Regions from separate parts of the Homo sapiens genome. Here region 2 is linked to region 1. A link is an interaction called in ENCODE POLR2A ChIA-PET data of the cell type or tissue named here. Cell type or tissue: Panc1. All regions are shown on one strand. Links, peaks and the distances in the headings refer to the core of each region. The heading gives the core; the rest is flanking DNA.

Region 1 (7,017 bases), core at 735-5,734:
CCTCCCCCTTCCGATGGAAACCTCCCTGGTATTATTTTAAAATCCACTTAACCATCTGAATATTGAGCTTTGATGGCGGGCTTGCTAGCTTTCTTGACTCTTTTTAAACTCGCTGTCTGATACTGGCAATCTTGCCATCCCTTCTCAAACTTGAGCAGTTGTGTTGTCTTGTAATTAGCAAACAGGGAAATTGCTAAAGGCAAATAAATGATTTCCCGGTGAGAAAAGGAAGGCTCCCAATGATCGGTCCCTTTTGTGGGCATTATAGGAATAGACGGCGTCTAGTTATTTTAATTGTGGACATAGCGGGTGGCCTGGTGCTGTGACATCAGATTGAGTCTCAGAACACATTTCTGAACTCAGTAGGCAGTTTTAGTACTTACATGTCAAACACCAGCAGACATCTTTGTGTACACTGCCCCTTCGTCCTTCCTCCCTGTTACCTGGGTTAGATTATGTGCTCCAAAATTAAAGTTATTTATTTAGGCTGGTCAGCAGAGCAGTGGAAATGAGGATGGTAGGCTGTTGTGTGTCATTCCTGACGTCTTCAATCAGAAGGCCAGCTTGCAATCCAGATTTGATACAGCTGCGGGAGGAATGGAGGAATGCATAGGCAAGATAGCGGGCTTCCCATACTCTTCTGAAATCCTTAGTGTTTTATAGGGTGTGTTTTTAATGGCAAGGTGTAAAGACAAATTTCGCTGTATGCTTTATTATTTTCCCTTTGCTCCTTGGTGGCGGTGATTTTTGCTACATTTTCTGTTACTTATGGTGTACCTGTAAGCAGCTGCATCCTTTAAAAAGCAAACTCTCTGGAACCCTGATTTCTGCTTTTTTATTTAAGAATGTAAAGAATTAGAGAGTATCATTAAATCGGCTTATGATGAATAATACATTATCTCAAGAATAATGCTTTAATTGCTGAAGACACCATAAAGCTTGATAGTAATAATTTTATTTTAAAATGACAAAGATTTCTGCATAATATTAATTTAGTCTTTGATTCAGTAATAGGAATGGCTTTTAAAAAGACAGATTCAGATACAAAACTGCATTAAGGAGAGGTCTAGTTAAGTAGATGGGAAGTGTTAGAACTGCAAATATTAGAACTGTGGTAACATTTGTATATTAAAGATAAGAATACTGTAACCTATTAAAGTTGATTGGAAAAAGTAGTTTTACATTTCTTTTTCCCTCCTGGCAAAGTGGAAATAGGAATATGGTGGTTGAAATTCCAGTTAGGTTTGAAATTTCTTTTTAAGGACTTGATTATTCGAGCCCTTGCATCTTCTCTTATCCAAAGTTATTTGCTTTTCAACCGAGCTCTTTGCTACTAGGTTGAACAGATAAATAAGCTGCATCTTGAATTCATTTTTGAACTTGGAATCCAGCATTTAAAGGAAACCGAGAGGGGCCTATTCATTGGGATTTTATTTAGCCGGGCAACTTCTCTTTCTGGCTTGTGAAAAATGGACGTTTTTTCCTCACTGAAACAACATAATCCTTTCTAATACAAAAGATTTAGACCTTGGAGTGTGAAGGGTTAATGGTGGTCCTTCCCAGTTGTCCTCCCACCCCCCCACCTCACCCCTGATTGTTTTGACAACACTTTTCAAAGTGTGACATTCCAAGCCCCTACATAACAATGTAATATTACTGTAATTACACAGGTCATTACATTTTAAATAGAGAACAATAAAATGCTTATCGCCCTGAAAAAGAACAGGTGTTCTTACCCTTCTTTGGTATTTATGCTAATTGTTTTTCATCTCCTTCAGAAATATTTATGGCGAACATGTTTAGATTTCAATCTCAATGCAACCGTATTAATTCCATGCTAATCTTTATAGGTTGGGGTTTAATGTCTGCAGTATGGATTATAGGCTCAACATTCACCCAATAAGTCATATTTTAATGATTATAAATTAAATATGCCAGCGCTTTCCACTTTGTTGATATTGAAACTTTCTGAAATCCCAGAAACAAACTCAGGCATTTGGGAGCCTAACGAGCTTATCTGGAAGACGTGTTTTTGGAAACTTTTGACTGTTTAAGGGAAGGAGCTTTGACTGATGCCCTCTGTGTCTGATTGAGAAAGAGTTTTTTGAGGAAAACAATCCTCGTTCTTGCTAGGAGTTCTTCACCTTGATTTTAATTTTACTGATAGGGATTTCATTTAGAGTCATTGCTGGAAGTTGGTCAGCTTTCTGTTTCTTAGCAAGCTGTGAAAAAGTTACCGGAAGGTTTCCAGGGGCTTGCAGATCAAGAATGCTGTTCTGTTTGCCGTGCTGGATCGCTGCAGTTCTGCACGCCATTGAAAAAAATATTTGCTTTAGAAAACTAGCATTTTAATAGTTGCACCAGAGGCTGTGCTTTTAAAGATTACAGTAGAAGTCTTTCCAGGTTTCGAATGCCTCCTTACATCCCACGAGGTGCCCCTGGCTGTGTGCAAAAAGTGCCTAGATTTCTCGGTGGAGAAATCCTGGTGCAACTTCTCTTACACACGTGCAGTGGGTAAACTAGAAGGTATCTAAGAGGATTTTACATTTTGTCAGATGTTTCACAACAGGCCCCCCTGAATCACATTAAAAATGCACTGTAGAGAAAGGACAGCTGCAAATTTTTGTGTGGACGCGTGTTTCTGGACCATGACTAAAACTCCGAGGACCTTTCCCCCAGCTGTCTGGAAGTTATGTGGAAGTTGGTTTATTGGCAGTTAAGTATGAGACAACCTGGATTTAGCAAATGCTCTCTCCTGCACAGGAAGTAGATGACATTATATTGGGGGAAGGGAGGAGATTTCAGGCAAGGAGTGATTTACCTTTTTTTTTTTTTTTTTTTTTTTAAATGCTGGAGTTGCCAAATAAATAAGCACTTTCCAGGGAAGTAAGTGTAAGCTTTTTAGTCTTGGTGAGTGGCATTAGATAATATCTTTGACTGCATTTATAATTCTTTTGAGGTGACACATTTTAAAGTTTGGAAAAGGAGGCTGAACCAAATTCTTGAGGGTCTTATTTTCAAAGGGGTGTGTGATGTGGGCATCTGAGTTTCTTCTGGGAGTGAATATTGGCAACTATGTAAGTAAATCTTCAACTCTGACTTATAATTGAGCACATTTGTGAAGGAAATGGTTAATTTTACAACCAAAGGCAAACTCGCACCTCGACAGGTCTGCTGAAAGAAATGTGCCCCAGTCTTTTTGCTGGCAAGCGCACCACCAGGTCATAAATCCACAGGCTTTATTTACAGCCCATAACACTTATGAATGTTAAGATATTTGACGCCACGTTGGCCTTATAATATTCAAGGTCCGCAGACATTGGCAGTAGCTCAGATTTCTCTCACTAATTATAAGCAATGAGATGGGGGGAGGTGGTGGTATCCTAATGCAAATGCTGCCCTCCCTTCTCCGCTGACCCCCACCTCTACAATCTTGAGTTTACTGAGACAGACGCCACCACTCCTTTGGCAGCTGACTTGTACGTTTCCTCTAGGCTATTGTTATACACATTTATAAAGAGCACTTTCAGGAATGGAAATTCAGTGGGGGCTCTGCACAGATGCCTTTTTCAAAAGCAAAGTTGCTCTAGGTGTTTGCATCTTTTCCCTTTTCTTTTCTCCCTTTTTCCTTTCTTTCTCTTTTCTTAATTCCCCCCAACACCCCCACCTTTTTTTTTTTTTTTTTTTTTTTTTTGAGATTACATTGCCTATATTGTGCATTTTCCCCAGGAATACTTAAAGAAACCTGGTATGGGAGACGGCTCTTTAATTTATATGATGTTCCCCTGAGTGGAAGGGAAAATGTACACATTACATAGTACACTAGTTAAACTAGTTAACGTGAGAGTTTTTAAAAAAGTGAGATGAGGTGAAGAGAGTTGACTAAAAGAATATAATAGGTGAGGGGAAAAAAAATCCAGGTTTACACTGGGGATGGGAGGGCTGCTTATTTGTGAAAAATGTACTGGTATCTGCGGGAGGAGGCACAGAAAAGTAGCCAGAGGAGACAGAATAAATGCCTAAGAAAGATAAGAAAAGTATAATACAAGAGAACAAAGATTTGGGTTTGGGGGAATTGAAATTGGAGATTGGAAGTTTCCTTATGGAGGGGCGTGGGAGTACCCTGGGCTGGGCTATTAAAAAGGGATATTGCTTTGCTCAGCAAAGATGGGCTGCGATCCCTTCATTACCCAGGGTGTTCTACCTAGCCACAGATGTGTTTCCTATCAGTTACTGTGTAAGCATCTGAGGGTGAGGCATTATCTGTGGTGGAGACTGGAGTGTGAGAGAGAAGGCCAGTTGTCCTGCTGATTTTAATTTATGTTGAAAAAGTGGGCTGTTCTGGTGTATTACAAACTGACTACGCGGTATAAGGAGGAAGTGAGATTCAAAGGTGTTTGCCAGGCCAGGAGAGATGATGGCTCTCATTTCTGACTGGATCCTTCCTTCCATCCAACCCAAACTTAAAGACCCAGGCCGAAAGGTTTTCTTTTCTAATCAATGGCATGCAGAAACTTACTAGCCCTCAGGGATAGATATGAATCCCTAAACAGCTCATTACAAAGAAGGGGCTGTGGGATCTTTGAACGGGTTATCAGCCGAGGTGTTCTTTGCTTTTCCCAAGATAGGTTTTTTCTCCTTAGGCACATCTGATTTCGGGCTAGTAATTCGACCTGTTATATTTTATTCTTTTTGTCATGCAGTAGCCCCAACCAGGTCGGTCTACGGAGGAAGGAATGGCCAGGAGTGGCATCAGCCCTGAAGGAGTTAAAATTGCTCCCTAAAGTTTGGCATCATGAAAATAAATTTGAGGCCTGGTAGGCATTAGCAGGGCACAGCACATTTACAGAGCTTAATTAGTACGCACTGTAATTGTTCATGGTCTGCCAGAAGAAGTAATGTTCAGGAAAAGTGGAGTCCCTCTCTTGCAGTCTTCAGCTTGAAACCGATAAATCACTTGCATATTTGTGTAGTGATTCAAATGGAGCTAAGACCTCTCCCATCCCAACATGTGGTAAATTGTAAAGTCAATGAATTGCAGATGTAGGCTACAGTGAGATTCTCTAAGAAAATGCAGAATGAATGGGAAAGAGTGACGCTATAAATATTTACTGAGAAGATAACTAGATTCCTTCGTGCTGGGCCAATTATGATGTACTAAAATATATTAGTAAAATGCTTAAAAAATTGAGAGGATTTGTGTGGGTCTTTGGGTGGGTTGGTTTGTTTTGGAAAGTGAAATAAAAGGCACTATGTTGTTGTCGTGTCAGTTTTATTAAGCCTGAATCACAATGGCATACCCAGGGAAGGACACATGAAACCCACATTAATGCAAATTAATTCGTTATGAGTTGCAGCACTGCGACTGCTAAGTGGAGTAATGATGGGGCATCATTTTAAGAGTTTTAGTGTAGCAACTTTTAATGAAAAATGCTGTGTTAGGAACATGTCTCAGCACTTCAGCCCACGTGTTTTTCTATATGCTAGAAATATGTTTTGTACAAGAGCAGGAAACTTGATTCACTTTATTTTTTCCCCCAGACAGTTTAAGAGCTTTAATTATGTTTTGACGTTGAAAGAAAATCATCTAGTTTTTCTCAAAAATCAACCCAGAAATGCCCATCACCATAAAGAAGTTCAAGCTCAACTTTTTTTTTTTGCGAGACTTTGCAGCACAAAGTGGAGAAACGATGAACATAGCATTTCCCCGCAGACCTACAGATAAAACTTTCTTGAAGCGACTTTTTCCCCTTTTTTTCTTCTTAGAGAATTTTGGTCTCAGGCAATGTTGCAAGTCAATACTTCTTTCCCCAAATGTGAGTAGGTGGATACGTATAGAAGCTGTAAAAGTTAATGATCGTTCTCTGACTCATAGCTGATGGTTTCAGGTTGAGGAAAAGAAAAATTAATGAGGGTAAATAGACATTTGATGGAACATTGAGACAGTAGGAGAGATTGTTCTTGTGTCTAAAGGCATGCATTTTGTTGCAGCAGAATTTCTGAGGCAGAATGCCAGGAAGTGAAAGGGGATGCTGTCGTTAAGTTATTGTTTAGGGATGGTACAAATGTTCAGTGTCTAGATCTCTGCAGGAATGTTTAAGCTCAAGTACCAGGCAATGCTGGTTTTGCCTTTTCTCTTGAAGTCAGAGGCCCCCCTTGGTACTTTTTATAAGGGCAGGCAGTCACCCAAAGTCTTGGTCAAAAGTTTATTTCCCATTAAATGTAAAAGGCTCTCAACACAGGACTGGGGGCAGTGGGGTAGGGGAAGCTGGGCTTATAATGGCCTGTGGTTGCTCAAATGACTAATGACCTAAGAAAAGGTCTTAGGTATACTAAAAAAAAGTATTTTGTTTCTTAAGGTAATTACATGGAAATTAGATTTCAAGTGGCTCATGGTAGCAGCTACAGGGTAGAGAGGAAAGTGGACCAAAAAAACTAACACCTCCTAGGAAATGATCTGTTTTTTTTTTTAATATAGATAAGAGAAAGCCAGGTGATTCATAAAACTGAAAATAAAGTAAATGTTCCACCTCTTCCCAATTTAGCAGGACGAATAGGCATCAAAAATTAATGTGCATCATGTTAGAAGTTAGCTTAGTGCTGGAAAAACCAACAGAGGATTTCAATTGTTTTAATTGTCTTTGAGGAGGAGATTCCTGTGGTTGAAAAAAGCTGTTTCCCATTCCATGTCTGGGTATCTCTGATGTTTTGCATATCAGAAACATCAAATTTAGAGCCCAGTAGTGATTAGAAATAAGATGAAGAATCTAGATATGATGATAATAAGGGAAGGGGTTAATCTTAAAATGTTGGTCTTTACATTGCTGAAGAATTTTGCAAGCCTGTGCTGAGAACTGCCGAGTCTTCACCGTTCTTCCTCTGGACAAGTGAGGGCTGAGGCATTTGTGGGTAGTAGAATGGGGGATGGGCTTGGTCACTGATTTTTGTTGAGAGCTTCATGGGAAGCAATGAAATGGAAAATACGCTGGAGTTCTCATCTGGTGACTCCCTGGGTAC
Region 2 (7,017 bases), core at 1,384-6,383, 350 kb after region 1:
CCCAGTTCCCTGCCTTTCATCATACTCAGTGGCATGATGGTTATTTGTGTACATGTCTCTCTCTCACAAGAGGAGGAGTGATTCTGAGGAATAAGGCTCCATCCTAGTTTGTGTGGTCTTTCCAGAATCCAGATTGGTGCCGGCACGTGGCAAGCATTGAATCAATGATTATTGAATTGCTGACTTCATTCAGACAACCAAGATTGACCGTGGCGCTTTTCAGTTAATCCACTTTGCCATTGTCAGCATTAAGTTATCAGAATGCCATATTTTTGTTGCATTTGCATGTTTTCTAGATGCAACCCCATCCATTCCCTCCTCCTAACTTCCCTGCAGAGTCTATTGCTATTTTTAAAAATGGAAGGAGTGTTTATCAGAGGTTGGAGAGAGTCTACTCATTATAAAAATTAATAATATGGGAAAATTGTTTGGCAATTTCTTATCAACTAAGCATATGTTTGTCTTAATCCCCAGTAGTTACACTCTTGGACATTTTTCTCAGAGAAATACAAACCTATTTTCAAAACCTATTTTCAGACAAAAACCTTATATGAATATTCATAACAGCTTTATTCGTAATAGCCTAGAACTGGAAACAATCCAAATGTCCTTCAATGGACGAATGGTTGAAAGAAACTCTCATGTATCCATACGCTGGAACTCCACTCAGTAATAAAAAGGAACAAAGTTTTGAGACATGCAATATACTAGTTTACTAGTGCTGTCATAACAAAGTACCACAAATGAAGCGGCCTAAGTGACAGAAATTTGTTTCACTGTTTGGGAAGTTAAAAGTTCGAGATCAAAGTGTCCGGAGCACGTGAGGTCATGCTGTCTGTGAAGGCACTAGGGAAGGCTTCTGGTAGTTCCTTGGCTGGGGCAGTGTAACTCCAGTCTTTGTATAGTGTTCTCTCTGTGAGGTGTCTGTGTCCAAATCTCTCTTTTATAAAACACCAGCCATATTGGATTAGGAGCCCACTCTACTCCAGTCTGACCTCATCTTAGCTAATTATATTTGTTATGACTCTTTTTCCAAATAAGTTCACATTCTGAGCTACTGGGAGTTGAGACTTCAACATCTGAATTTTGGGTGGGACATAATTCAACCCATAATATGCAACAACGTGGATAAGGGCGTTATGCTGAGTGAAAAAAAAGCCAATTCCAAAAGGTTTCATATTATACAATTCCATTTATGTAACATACACCATTTGGTGGTTGCCGGGGGCAGAGACAGGAATGGGAGGATGAATATGTAAAGGGTCACAAGAGGGAGTTTACTTGGAGTGAAGAAATTGTTGTGTATCCTATTTGGTGGTGGTTATGCAAATCTATATGAAGGATCGAATTGCATTGAACTAGCAAACACACACACACACACGCACACGCAAAAACTGATGAAAGCTGAACAAGGTCTGTAGTCTAGTCAACAGTACTGCACTATGTGAATTTTCCAGTTTTGATATTGTGCAAGAGTCAGAAATGATGTCACAGCAGGAGGAATCTGAATGAAGGACTGAAGGGACTATTCTATGTGCTGTTTGCATCTTCCTGTGAGTGTAATCCCCTCAAAATTCAAAGTCAAACAAAATGAATGATAAAACTATGTTGACAGCCGGGATGGAGGAAATGAAAGACTGGGAGTGTGGGTAGGATTAAACAGTTTCTCCTGATAGGGTCACCATCCTCAAAAGGATCGTTGCCCCCTAAATTCCCTGGCATTTGCAGTCATGCCACCTTGCTCCTCTACGAGCAGTAGAGAGATGTGTGTATGGGTGAGACAGGCAGCACTGGGCAGAAAGGTCAGAGCACAAATACTTACCTGTTTGCCTCTAGACTTCTACCTTGAACTTGATTTCCCAGATTTTCAGATTTGCTCTATCTTGCTGGACTTGCTCCATGCTCTGCCACTTGGATGAAATGAACTGCCTCAAAGTTGGCTTTGCCATCTTTCATCCTTGGTTCAGGTGATCCAGGTTCTGGGCTGGCTCTGTCTGCTGCATGCATTTAGACAAGTCGCTTCTCCTGTCTTTGCCTCAGTTTCCTCAACTGTCCAATGGGGGTAAATCATCCTTATCTAATCTTCAACTCTGGAATATCCTAAAGCTTTAATTATAATTGCTGGAAGTTTTCATGCAAATCAAGTTCCATTATAATGACTTCATAATAATAATGTGGTAGTGATTTAATTATTAAGCATCTCCTACATACTAAGCACAAACATTACTTCTTAATGCTCATAAAAATCATGCAAGGTAAGTGTCACGGACAACCTGGGGGTAATACCAAGCACATTCCATGCCTGCTTAGGAAATTGCCCGCCCTGAAGGGGCCAACATTCCCTGTTTGACCTAAAAGCTAAAGGAATCTTTGTTTGAGTCTTGATCCAGGAGACCGGGAGCTTTGTTTACTTTCAAGGGTCCACATCACCCTTTTACACAAGATCCCTGGGGCAGGGGCATGACTGAGTCAGCTTGACAGGCTCATGAGAGCTGATTGTACACATCTCTTCCCAACCCTGGGCTCAGTGACATCACATTCCGGCTTGAAATTGGCCACAGTGGGAGTATTTGCGCCATGGAAATCAGCAAATGCTACAAATCAGAGCTGTGTTTGTTTCCTCCGAAAGCCAGTTTTCCAGCCTGGGATGATCCATTGCAAATGGGATTTCTGGTGGTATATTAAGATGTCCCCAAGTTCCCAAGGTGGATGGGAGGGTTTGGCCACCAACATAAAATACTGATTATGAACATACTTGAGAAACCAACTCCACAGATTACTAGCTGTGTTACCATGGGCAATATACTTACCCTCTCAAGATCTCAGTTTCCTCCCCTGTAAAATGAGAATATTGACAGAGTCTGCTTCCAACCCCTAAAGCACTTTTCACAATGAGGGCCCCAGTAAATATTAGCTTTTATTGAACTGTTGGTTACTTCTATTTTTATTATAAGGTTCCTGGTCTCTATAAGCAGGCAGCTTTTAAGCTGTTGTCCACACCACTTTTCTAAAAAATAATTTGAATATAACATTGAGAGGACAGATTCTGGAAATTTCCACCTGGGTTCAAATCCTTACCCTGCTACTTATTCACTGAATGACTCTGAGCAAGTGACTTAGCTACTCTATGGGCCAATTTCCTCACACGTAGGCTGGTGATTATAATAATACCTACCATTTAGGGTTGTCCCAAGGATAAAGCGAGTCAGTGTGTATAAATCACAGATATCAGTGTCTCACTCGTAGCATTATGTAAGTGTTTGCTGTTATTATTCTGAAAGTTAGTGCACTGGGTTGAATAGTATCTCTCAAGAATTCATATCCTTTCTGGAACCTCACAATGTGGTTCCAAGTAAGGACTTGGAAAGACGGATGTATGTAGTAGATGTGTAGTAGGTGTAATTAGTTAAGATGGCATACGGGAGTAGGGTGAGCCCTTGATCCATTATGACCCGTGTCTTATAAGAGGAGAATGGACACAGAGACAGACACACACATACATAGGGCAGATGATGTAGACAAAGAGAAAATGCAACGTGACGTCAGAGGCAGAGATTGGTGTGATTCAGCTGCAAGCTAGGGATGCCAAGAATTACTGGCAACAGCAAGGAGCTAGGAAGAGGTAAGGAGGGAGTCTCTCTAGAGCTCTCAGAGAGAATGACCCTGCCAGCACTGTGATGTTGGACTCTAGACCCTAGAACTGTGAGACTCACTTTTGTTGTCTTAAGGAAATGAATACAATGAAGTGGTACAACCATAGCTCATTGCAGCCTCCAACTTCTGAGCTCAAGCAGTCCTGCCTCAGCTTCCCAGGTAGCAGAGAGGTTTGAAGGAGGCTGAAACACCCTTATCCACTGCCATCCTTTTGAGCCCCACTGCTTGTGTTTTTTGATGTCCTTTCTGCTTTTGCTCTGGAGGCTCTTTCCCCAGGCTCGGGCCCCCGCAGCAGTGCCCTCCACTGCTTTGAATTCCTCACTTTCTGCAGCTACAAAACAGAGCTTGGTGTGTGTGTCCTGCTGGAAGCTCACTCAGGTTTCACGACACTCCTGTGTATCCCTGTGGACCACCCTAGGAGGTCTCACCTGGAAAGATGATAAACATATATACCACCTTGAACGACAAATCTGAGTTTGTAAGTGGCCTAAAGCGTTCACTTATTTTGCACATACCTCTCACCGTCTGAGATGCTGCCTTTCTTTGCCAAAAAATATATTTTGCTGACTTCTTTCTTTTTAATGGTTGAAGGCAAAGCTTTTATAAGCCGTATTCCCACATGCCACCTACTGATGCCTTACCCATAGCATGGTGGCATCATGTGCTCACCAGCACTTATGGAAAAGAAGTGCATGTTCCCAGTACTGGTCTGAACTTTTATTTACATCATCTCATTTAAACTTCCCAGTGACCCTGAGAAGTCATTATTATTATCTTCATTTTACAGAATAGGGAACTGAGACCCAGGAAGATTATGTGACTTAGCCAGGGTCACACAGCCAGAGTCAGGGTTGGGATTTTATTTGATCCCCTTCTGCCTGACTCGGGTGTAAATGGATTTGCCACTATACCAGTGTTTGCTAAAGTGTGGCCTAATGTGTGGAATATCTGTCCTATGCATGTACCATTAAAAGGGGTTTTGTGATAAAAAAAAAAATGCTTGAGAACAGTTGTAGATTATAGCTCCCTCCTTAGGAATGCCAAATAAAATACAAACACCAGGTTAAATTAGAAATTTCAGATACATAACAAATGGTTTGTGAGTGTAAGTGTGTACCATACAATTCAAATTGAGCAGTGTCCTCCCCCACCCTCCTACATCTGGCAGCTCTATTCCTGGATATTTACAGACGTATGTTTGTAGATTAAAGCTTTCAAGAAATGCTGTGGTAAACAAACCTGTTTGATTTTGTTTAACAAGACATTGTTCAAGTCTATTTGGAAAAGCTTCTTTGGGATGCAGTTTGGGAAATACTGCACTGTATACGTGACTGCCTCCCCATCAGTCTATCCGTTTAGCTTTTGAAGTGAAATAAATCCAGTTAGCCAGGCCTGGTGGTGTGCACTTGTAGTCCCAGCTACTCGGGAGCCTGAGGCGGGAGGATCACTTAAGCCTGGGAGATGGAGGATGCAGTGAACTATTAATATGATCATGCTACTGCACTCCAGCCTGGGTGACAGAGTGAGACCCTGCCTCTAAAAAAAAAAAAAGAAAAGAAAAGAAAAAGTGAAATATGTCCATGATGGATGAATTTTTTTTTTCACTCCCAAGGAATTCCAACTGCCACCTTGCCACCTTGCCACCTTGACTGGTACTTTATGAGTGTAGGACAACTACCTAATCATTTCTAATCCTGTCCCCTCCAGTTTCACACATGCTGCCAAAGAAATCTTCCTAAAATTACCCTTGATTCATGCCAGCTTTCTGCTCAAAACCCTAACAGGATCCCCTGTTCCCCTCTAGTAGGAAGCTTGGACCTACTCTTTGAGAGTCTGGATAATTTGGCTTTGGCCAACTATCCCCACTCTCCATCTCCTCCTCCCTCTGCGCCTATAGACTGCTCACCCCCATTCCCAAGGCTTTGACACTTTTACCTTAGAAACTTTATTTGTGCCCTCCTCTGGCCTGGAAAGCCCTGACCTTCATTCTTCAGACAAAGGCCTGGCTCCTGCCGGTTCTTGCCACCAACTGAAATCTCTTCCCGTCTCAACCCAACCAGCTCATAGCCTGGCCCTTTCATTTTGCCCTTGTGTTAGTTACATTAAAATTTTGTCTTGCTACGTACGTGTTGTTTCATTAGCTATATATGTTTTTTATTATGATCAGAAAAATTCTGTTATCTATTATATTTAACATTTTATGGTTTTTGGTGGCTTTTCCTTTTTCCATTTTAAAGCTTGGGTGGGTTTTCCTTTTTGATGTTCTTTTTTTAGAAAGATAATTTATTGAAGTGGAATTCACCTAACATAAAAGTACCCATTTTAAGGTGAATTTAATACCTTCACAATATGATGCCACCACCATCTTGATCTAGTTCCAAAACATTCCCATCACTCCAAAGTAAAACCCCTTATCCATTAAGCAGTTTCTTTATGTAACCCCCAAGCCCTTAGCCCATGGCAGCCACCAATCTGTACTCTGTCTCTGTGGTTTATCTATTCTGAATATTTCATATAAATAGAATCACAAATATGTGACCTTTTGCATGTGGCTTCTTTTGTTTAGCATAATGTTTGCAAGGTTCATCCATTGTAGCATATATCAGTGCTTCCTTTCTTTTTAAGGCCAAGTAATATTCCACTGCATGTAAGGACCACAGTTTCTGTACACATTCATCTATCGATGGACATTTGGGGTTTCCACCTTATCGATATTGTGGACATTCCTGTGCATTACTTCGCTTGACTTACTTTCCACAAGAATTTCTCTAAAGGAATGCTACTAATGGGGAAAATGGAATCTCAGAGACTCAAAGTAACTGCCCATTGGATTGTTTGGGGAATGGGGAGGAAATAGATGGCTCCCTCAAATGCTGGTAGTAATGCCGAAGTTGGGAGCAGGGGTGAGGAAGGCAGTGAGGGATGGGGAGGTACCCAGAGCTTGCATCAGCAGGAAGCCACCACTACCCCTGGGCCTGCAGGGATGAAGGGAAGTCGCTGTGCTGCTGGGATCCGGAGAGTGATATGGGACAGGGCTGCCTGGCAGGAGCCAAGGCCTTCAGAAAAGAAACACACCAGCTAGAATCTACAGCCTAGGGGAAGGGAGCTGGGGGAGCAAATACCAGGATCTCCCTTTCTTCCAACCCTCCAGCCTCCTGCCAATGCCTCCTATTGGCGGAAGCCGAGTGGAAGCCGGAGGGTGGGGGAGCCAGGCTTCTGGGCATAGAGTGAGTGCAGGAGGATGGAGAGTGAATCTGGAGGGCAAACTGAGCCTGTCTGGGATAGCCTTTGTCACACATGTCACACAGCCAGAATCAGGACTGAAAGGGGGATCTCTGACTCCAGATCCCATGCTCTTCCCAG

What was found. Peaks named below come from ENCODE experiments on the same cell type or tissue, not always from the same donor. Only the 100,000 strongest peaks of a DNase experiment are listed, where the experiment ranks them.
Region 2: POLR2A ChIA-PET joins it to region 1 with 11 read pairs; 3 of 35 experiments call an interaction of 5 or more read pairs at or near these places.

The regions. Positions count from the first base shown.
Region 1 is chr10:112,953,523-112,960,539 of GRCh38, forward strand. The region is part of intron 3 of TCF7L2 (transcription factor 7 like 2); the gene reads left to right. Among named protein-coding and RNA genes, the nearest start is that of TCF7L2, 6.8 kb to the left of the region's middle. RefSeq lists an enhancer at 3,978-4,612. In Panc1, for the core only: no CTCF peak of the experiment used is centred there; no DNase peak of the experiment used is centred there; H3K4me3 peaks cover 4,301 bases; H3K27ac peaks cover 5,000 bases.
Region 2 is chr10:113,302,507-113,309,523 of GRCh38, forward strand. It overlaps LOC105378490 (a long non-coding RNA gene), which reads left to right. Exons shown (of 2, transcript XR_946329.2): 1 at 1-3,622. Among named protein-coding and RNA genes, the nearest start is that of HABP2, 250 kb to the right of the region's middle. In Panc1, for the core only: no CTCF peak of the experiment used is centred there; no DNase peak of the experiment used is centred there; H3K27me3 peaks cover 182 bases.